Linked DNA regions of Homo sapiens: region 2 is linked to region 1. Evidence: chromatin loops called from intact Hi-C (ENCODE). Cell type or tissue: mammary epithelial cell. All regions are shown on one strand. Links, peaks and the distances in the headings refer to the core of each region. The heading gives the core; the rest is flanking DNA.

What was found. Peaks named below come from ENCODE experiments on the same cell type or tissue, not always from the same donor. Only the 100,000 strongest peaks of a DNase experiment are listed, where the experiment ranks them.
Region 2: it touches region 1 in a loop (10-fold over the local background); 3 of 110 quality-filtered maps call a loop at or near these places.

What each region holds. Positions count from the first base shown.
Region 1 is chr9:91,130,578-91,133,505 of GRCh38, reverse strand. The region is part of intron 1 of LINC02937 (long intergenic non-protein coding RNA 2937); the gene reads left to right. All of the region lies in intron 2 of LINC00484 (long intergenic non-protein coding RNA 484), which reads right to left. Among named protein-coding and RNA genes, the nearest start is that of LINC00484, 13 kb to the right of the region's middle. In mammary epithelial cell, for the core only: no CTCF peak of the experiment used is centred there; a DNase peak (open chromatin) is centred at 1,785; H3K27ac peaks cover 1,672 bases.
Region 2 is chr9:91,418,074-91,421,001 of GRCh38, reverse strand. All of the region lies in intron 1 of NFIL3 (nuclear factor, interleukin 3 regulated), which reads left to right. Among named protein-coding and RNA genes, the nearest start is that of NFIL3, 4.3 kb to the left of the region's middle. In mammary epithelial cell, for the core only: no CTCF peak of the experiment used is centred there; DNase peaks (open chromatin) are centred at 911 and 1,591; H3K4me3 peaks cover 234 bases.

The DNA.
Region 1 (2,928 bases), core at 225-2,724:
CAAAATAAATAATAGAATTAGAATATTTTAAGAGGTAGCTGGAAACAAAATCAACAGTATCTTCTCTTTTTTAGTAGCAGCTAGTTTTCTCATGGGAGTGAGATTAAAACATCTCCCCAAACCTAAAATCCCTAGAAAATAAATTTTACCAAAAAGTTCAAGACATACTCAGAGAAAGGTATAAATCTCTGTGTAGGATGTAGATCAATTCTTGAGTAAATAGAGAGCAATTCCATACTTCTGGAGGGGAATATTTAAATCTTAAAAATGTGAATAGTTGAAAAAATATATATATATTATACAAAACTGAAGTTTGTGCTTATACATTTTGAAGATATTTAACATACTGAAAACATTAATAAATTGTATATCTTTATTTTACACATGTGATGCAATATGAAATATAATGCCAATAAAATGTATTTGAGTTGAGCGGAAATTATTTTAAATTTCCTAAAGAAAAATAAATGAGTAAGAATTGCCAAGAAAACTTTAGAAAAGAAACATGGTATTGGGCAGCCTGCTCTACTTAATAGTAAAACTTATTATACTCTAAAGCTACTGTAATCAGAGTAGAATGGGTAGGAAAAAAATGAAAGAGGCCCATAGACCAGAAATAGGTCCAAATATATATGGGATTTTAATATATTTTCTTTTCTTTCTCTTTCTTCCTTTTTTCTTTCTTTCCTTTTTCTTTTCTTTCTTCCTTTCTTTCCTTCCTTCCTTTCTTCGTTCCTTCCTTGCATCCTTCCTTCCTTCCTTTTTCTTTCTTTTTCTTTCTTTTTCTTTCTCTTTCTTTCCCTTCCTTCTCCCTTCGCTCCCTTTCCTTCCTTCTCCCTTTCCCTCCCCTCCCCCCCTCCCCTCCCCTCCCTTCCCCTTCCTTTCCCTTCCCTTCCTTCTACACAGTTTTGCTCTATCACCTAAGCTGGAGTGCAGTGGTATAATCCTGGCACACTGCAACCTCCGCCTCTTGGGTTCAAGTGATTCTCGTGCCTCAGCTTCCTGAGTAGCTGGAATTACAGGTGCACACCACCACGCCTGCCTAATTTTTGTATTTTCAGTAGAGATGGGGTTTCGCCATGTTGGCCAGGCTGGTCTTGAACTCCTGGCCTCAAGTGATCCACCTGCCTCAGCTTCCCAAAGTGCTGGGATTACAAGCATGAGTTACCTTACCCGGCTGGGAATTTAATATATGTTAAAGCAACATTTTAATTGAGTGAGACACAGTCGGCCCTGCAAAAAATCCTTGCCGAATGAATGAAGGCTTGTGAGAGTTTGAGGGAAGAAAAAGGCTCTCCATGCATTGCTAGTGGGAATGCGATTGTTAAAATAGTTATGGAAAGTAATACAAGAGTATTTATTAAAATAAGAATGTTTCATCATAACAATCCTTCCTTTTAGAGACTGTTCTTCAGGAACAAAAATGCCAATAGATAAAGATATATTTATTGCTTATAATGGCAAAAAGTGGAAATGATACAAATATTCATCAAAAAAAGATTGGTCGACTAAACCAGAATACAATCATACTATAGAATATCGGAATAGAATGCAGCTCTCTAAACGTTAGGTAGAATTCTATATCTCTGTATCCAAGAAATACCCATGATGAATTGTTAAATGAAAAAGCAAGTTTCAGAATATGATAATATTTGTGATCTGAGTCCATTTCTCTGTGCGTGTAGGAGAGAGAACCACAGGCCTCTGTGGTCCGTATGTGCACGGTGAGCGTGCAGGAGGCTGCATGCCAATGCTGTCAATGGGGTGGGGATGAACTGTGGCAGGATGAGTCATTTATTGCTGTTTCCTTTATACATGTTCTTTCTTTGACTTATTACAATGAGCACGTACTACTTTCGTCATTTCATAAAATCCAGTAACAGCTTCTCTGCAAAGCCCTCCAAATAAATAAAAAGTCTGTGTCCTTCCAAGAGCGGTACTGAAGTGGTTTAAAGCTCCCCAACTCTGGCTGGCACTGGACAGGAGCCTGGGGGTTGACCGGGGGAATGGGGAGAAGGAAGATTCAGGCTCTATCCTGGTGACAAGGGAGCATACCTGAGCTTGCCTGACCCAGATGTCTTTTTCTGTAGTAACTTTTAATTTTGATATACTTTTAGACTTACAGAAAGGTTGCAAAAAAAAAAAAATCAGAGTGACTATATAACCTTCATCTATAAAAAATCAGGGGCCAACACTGGTGTAATGCTATTAACTACAGACTTCATTTAGGTTTTCCCATGTTCCTGTAACATCATTTAGCTGTCCCAGGATCCAATCCAGATCCCACAGTGCACTGAGCTCTTGCTCCTTAATATACTCCAATCTGGGATAGCTTCTCAGTCTTTCCTTGTTTCTCTTGATCTTGACACTTTTGAAGGGCACTGGTCAGTTATTTTGAAGAACGTCTTTCAATTTGGGTTTGTCTGATGTTTTCTTATGATTTGATGGAGAGTATGAGTTTTAGGCAAGAAGACCTCAGAAGTGCCTTTGTCAGTGCAGTGCAGCAGGGGCACGTGATGTAATATGTGTCATTGTTGGTTTTGTTAGCCTTGATCATTGGGTTAAGGTAGTGTCTGCTTCATTGCTTAGTGCACAAGTAGTAAATATCAATAAAAAATGTAAGACATAAGAAATACAATAAGAAATTATAAAGTAAACATAAATAAGAACTAGTTTTCCTTTTCTATTAATTTTTCCCTTTGTATGAATAGACATCTATATTTTTCACTCTGATTAATAGACATTTTGTGGGGAGATACTTTGGCACTAGGCAAATATCCCTTTTATCCACAAACATTTGGCAGACTTTGCCTGCAACCACCATTACTGTGGTGTTCACCAAATGATGATTTTGTATTTTCCTTATTCTTTCTGCATTTGTTAGTAGAATTCTTCCATATGACCTCTCTCTCCTCCCCCATTTACTTA
Region 2 (2,928 bases), core at 281-2,780, 290 kb before region 1:
CAGAAATTGGGGGTGGAGGCGCTCCAGTATTGATAGTGATTAAAAGGAAGGCCTCAGCTTGACTTTGGCCAGTTGAGTTGAGCCGATTTTTTTTAACCTTTAATTTATGTGGTCAAAGGCTAGAGGAGAGAGAACACTGATCTCCAGAGTTCAAAATAAAATCTAAACGCCCACATAGACGCTGCTGTCCTACTGTAAAACTACAGTACTTTCATCCTCGCATAAAGACTTCCAAGATTGTACCCATGCAGTAATTCATGGAGACATCACAGATGTTCTCCTGAAGCATATCAACGCAATCTGCTCTTTGTTGAAAACTGACCGAAAACTTGCTTTCTTTGGCATCATACCCTACACCGCTATCCCTAATCAGTTTCCCTCCTGTTACAGGCAGTAGTTAGAGAACAGGTTTCGGTGAGGTACAGATCCTAAGAGCGCAGGCCCTGGGCTCACAAGAACCCTGGGTCCCAGGCCCCAGCTTGTTATCTTCCAACACTGTCCTGATTTCCATCACTCTCCAGGGTAAACTGAGGGAATAAAACCTGTTGACTTAGTTGGTTGTGAGGAGTTCAATAAATGTTTCCTGTGTTATTGATCAGGAACCAGAATCTGTGTGTGTGTGTGTGTGTGTGTGTGTGTGTGTGTGTGTATTTACCTTCATTTTTCTCTTTGTAAATCTCTTCGCAGTAACAGTAAGGATTCGTGTTGGAATTAAGTCTGTAAGATCTTTCTTGAGATACTTTTTTTGTTCTAATAATATATATATTTTTTAATTTGCCATCGTGTTCAATGTTAATTTCAGTTTGAGGGGAATTCCTGACAGGATTGCAGAACCTCAAACTTCCCAAGTCATTGGGTTAATGTTTTGGGGAGCTGCTTGAAGGAATAGAGAGATGAGTCGATTATAGTAGCAGGAATGACGTGACAATTGCCATATTAATAGCTCAGCTTTTTCCAATTCCCTTACACATTCTGTGACTCATTTTCTGTAGCTTGGATGATTTCTCTATCTAAAACTTTGTGGTCTGAGATCAGCAGTGGATGGTGAGACCCCACAGATAAGCTCTCTTGTAGGGGGTATATGTAGCCTGAAAACTAAGGCCAGTCCTGTGAAACTGTTGATATTTGACCCTTTTGACCAAATTTTCATTTGGTTTACCCTTACACTTGCGACATAGGTCAGGGCTTCAGTAAGAGTCACGAGCAGCAAAAACAGCCTGGAACTGATAGGCATCGTTGCCTTTTGATACTGATCATTCTTCAGAAAAGAGATAAAGAGTTAGTATTTACTAAACACATACTCTGCATGTGCCAGGCACAGTGTTGAGGGGCTCTGTTATCATCCACATTTCATAGATGAGGAAATGGAAACTCAGAGAAATGAATTTGCAGCCCAGGTCGCAGAGCCTGAAAACCAGATGGGGAAATTTGCACCTCAACAAAGTGTATTCTCACACTCACTGTAGTTTTTGAAACAATTTCCTTTTCTGGGTTAAAGACTTATTTTTGTGCAGTGCAGTTATAACATCACTGTGATGCAACAGCCTGAAAATTAAAACCCTTTGTGAGAGGCCTTTCGGACGTTGAGCAATGTGCCTGACTCACCAGCTGAGTGGATTTTTCTAGTTGACCTTGCCTTGGTCATTAGAGTCAATTTCGAGATGTAAATGCGATTGCAGCATGGAATGGAAAAGGTGCAGTCATATTGCCTGGGCTTTATTTTTACCCAGGTTAAACTCATATACTTCATGATTTCCATTGTAATCCAGATGCCATTGATGCTGTTAAAGTTGTTTATTTTTAATTTGTATTGAGGAATGAGAGCACACTTGGGATTCAATTCAAAATATAACAGAAACAATGTAATTGAAATTGCCTTTAATATTCATTTCTTGTTTTTGTAAGGTATGCCTGTATTTCACGGGGTTTAATACATTGTTTGATATCCTGTTATTTTTCTAAATTATATTTGAGTTGATTTCTATCCAGGTTGGACTTGTATGAGAATGTTGAAAGACGTTGACCTTTGATCACAGACATTACAATATGAATTTTTCAGTTTCAAAATGAATTTTTATTACTACTACCCCAGTTATCTTTCACATTTCTTTGTAAGTAACTTTACTGTAGTTAAAAAAAAAAAAAACACCCAAAACTGTTTCTCATATGGCTTTAATAATAGAGCATAAACTTGTTTTTATGATAAGAAAGTTTACTAGAGATTTGCTAGATGCCATTTGTTATTAATCTGTGCTTTGAGGACTCAGTTTCATAGGACTCAGAATGATGTTTATAAGCCTTTTAGTTATCAGAACATGATGTCTTTTATTAATTAGCTTTTTAGGGGTCTTAAACTGTAATTAACTGGCCTTCAAATAAACACTACAAATAAGCATTTGAAAATCCACTCTATTCATAAGGTAGAAAATGACATTTATAATCATCCACTGACTGGAAAAGTGGAAAAAGAAATTAAAAAGCCAAGTGAAGCAAGTTGGGATGATTCTACATTATCATTAGAAACTTTCAAGAATTTTCTCAGCCTGACTGTCCCCTTAGCCCACCATTTTTGCCATCATTACACCATGTTGCATGTATTACTTATTCATTGGGGAATTTTCTACAACTGGGTTACTTTGTGATTGTTGGTGTCCTTTTAAGATTTCAGATTAGTTGCTACACTGATCAGTTATCTTTTCAGAAGTTTCAAGATATTAATAGTCCCCACATTTAAGTTTCTATAGATTTTTAAAAAATTATTACTGTTCTGTTTTTCCCCCATGTTACTACCCATCTTTAGTGAGAGCTGTTCTTATTTCTCAAGCTGTGCAGTTAATTGGTCGTGCTAGCGTGTATGTGCTTACTCTGTGCAGGCTTCAGAATAATTTAATTGTGTATTAAGTTTCAAACACTGACGACCTCTTAAAG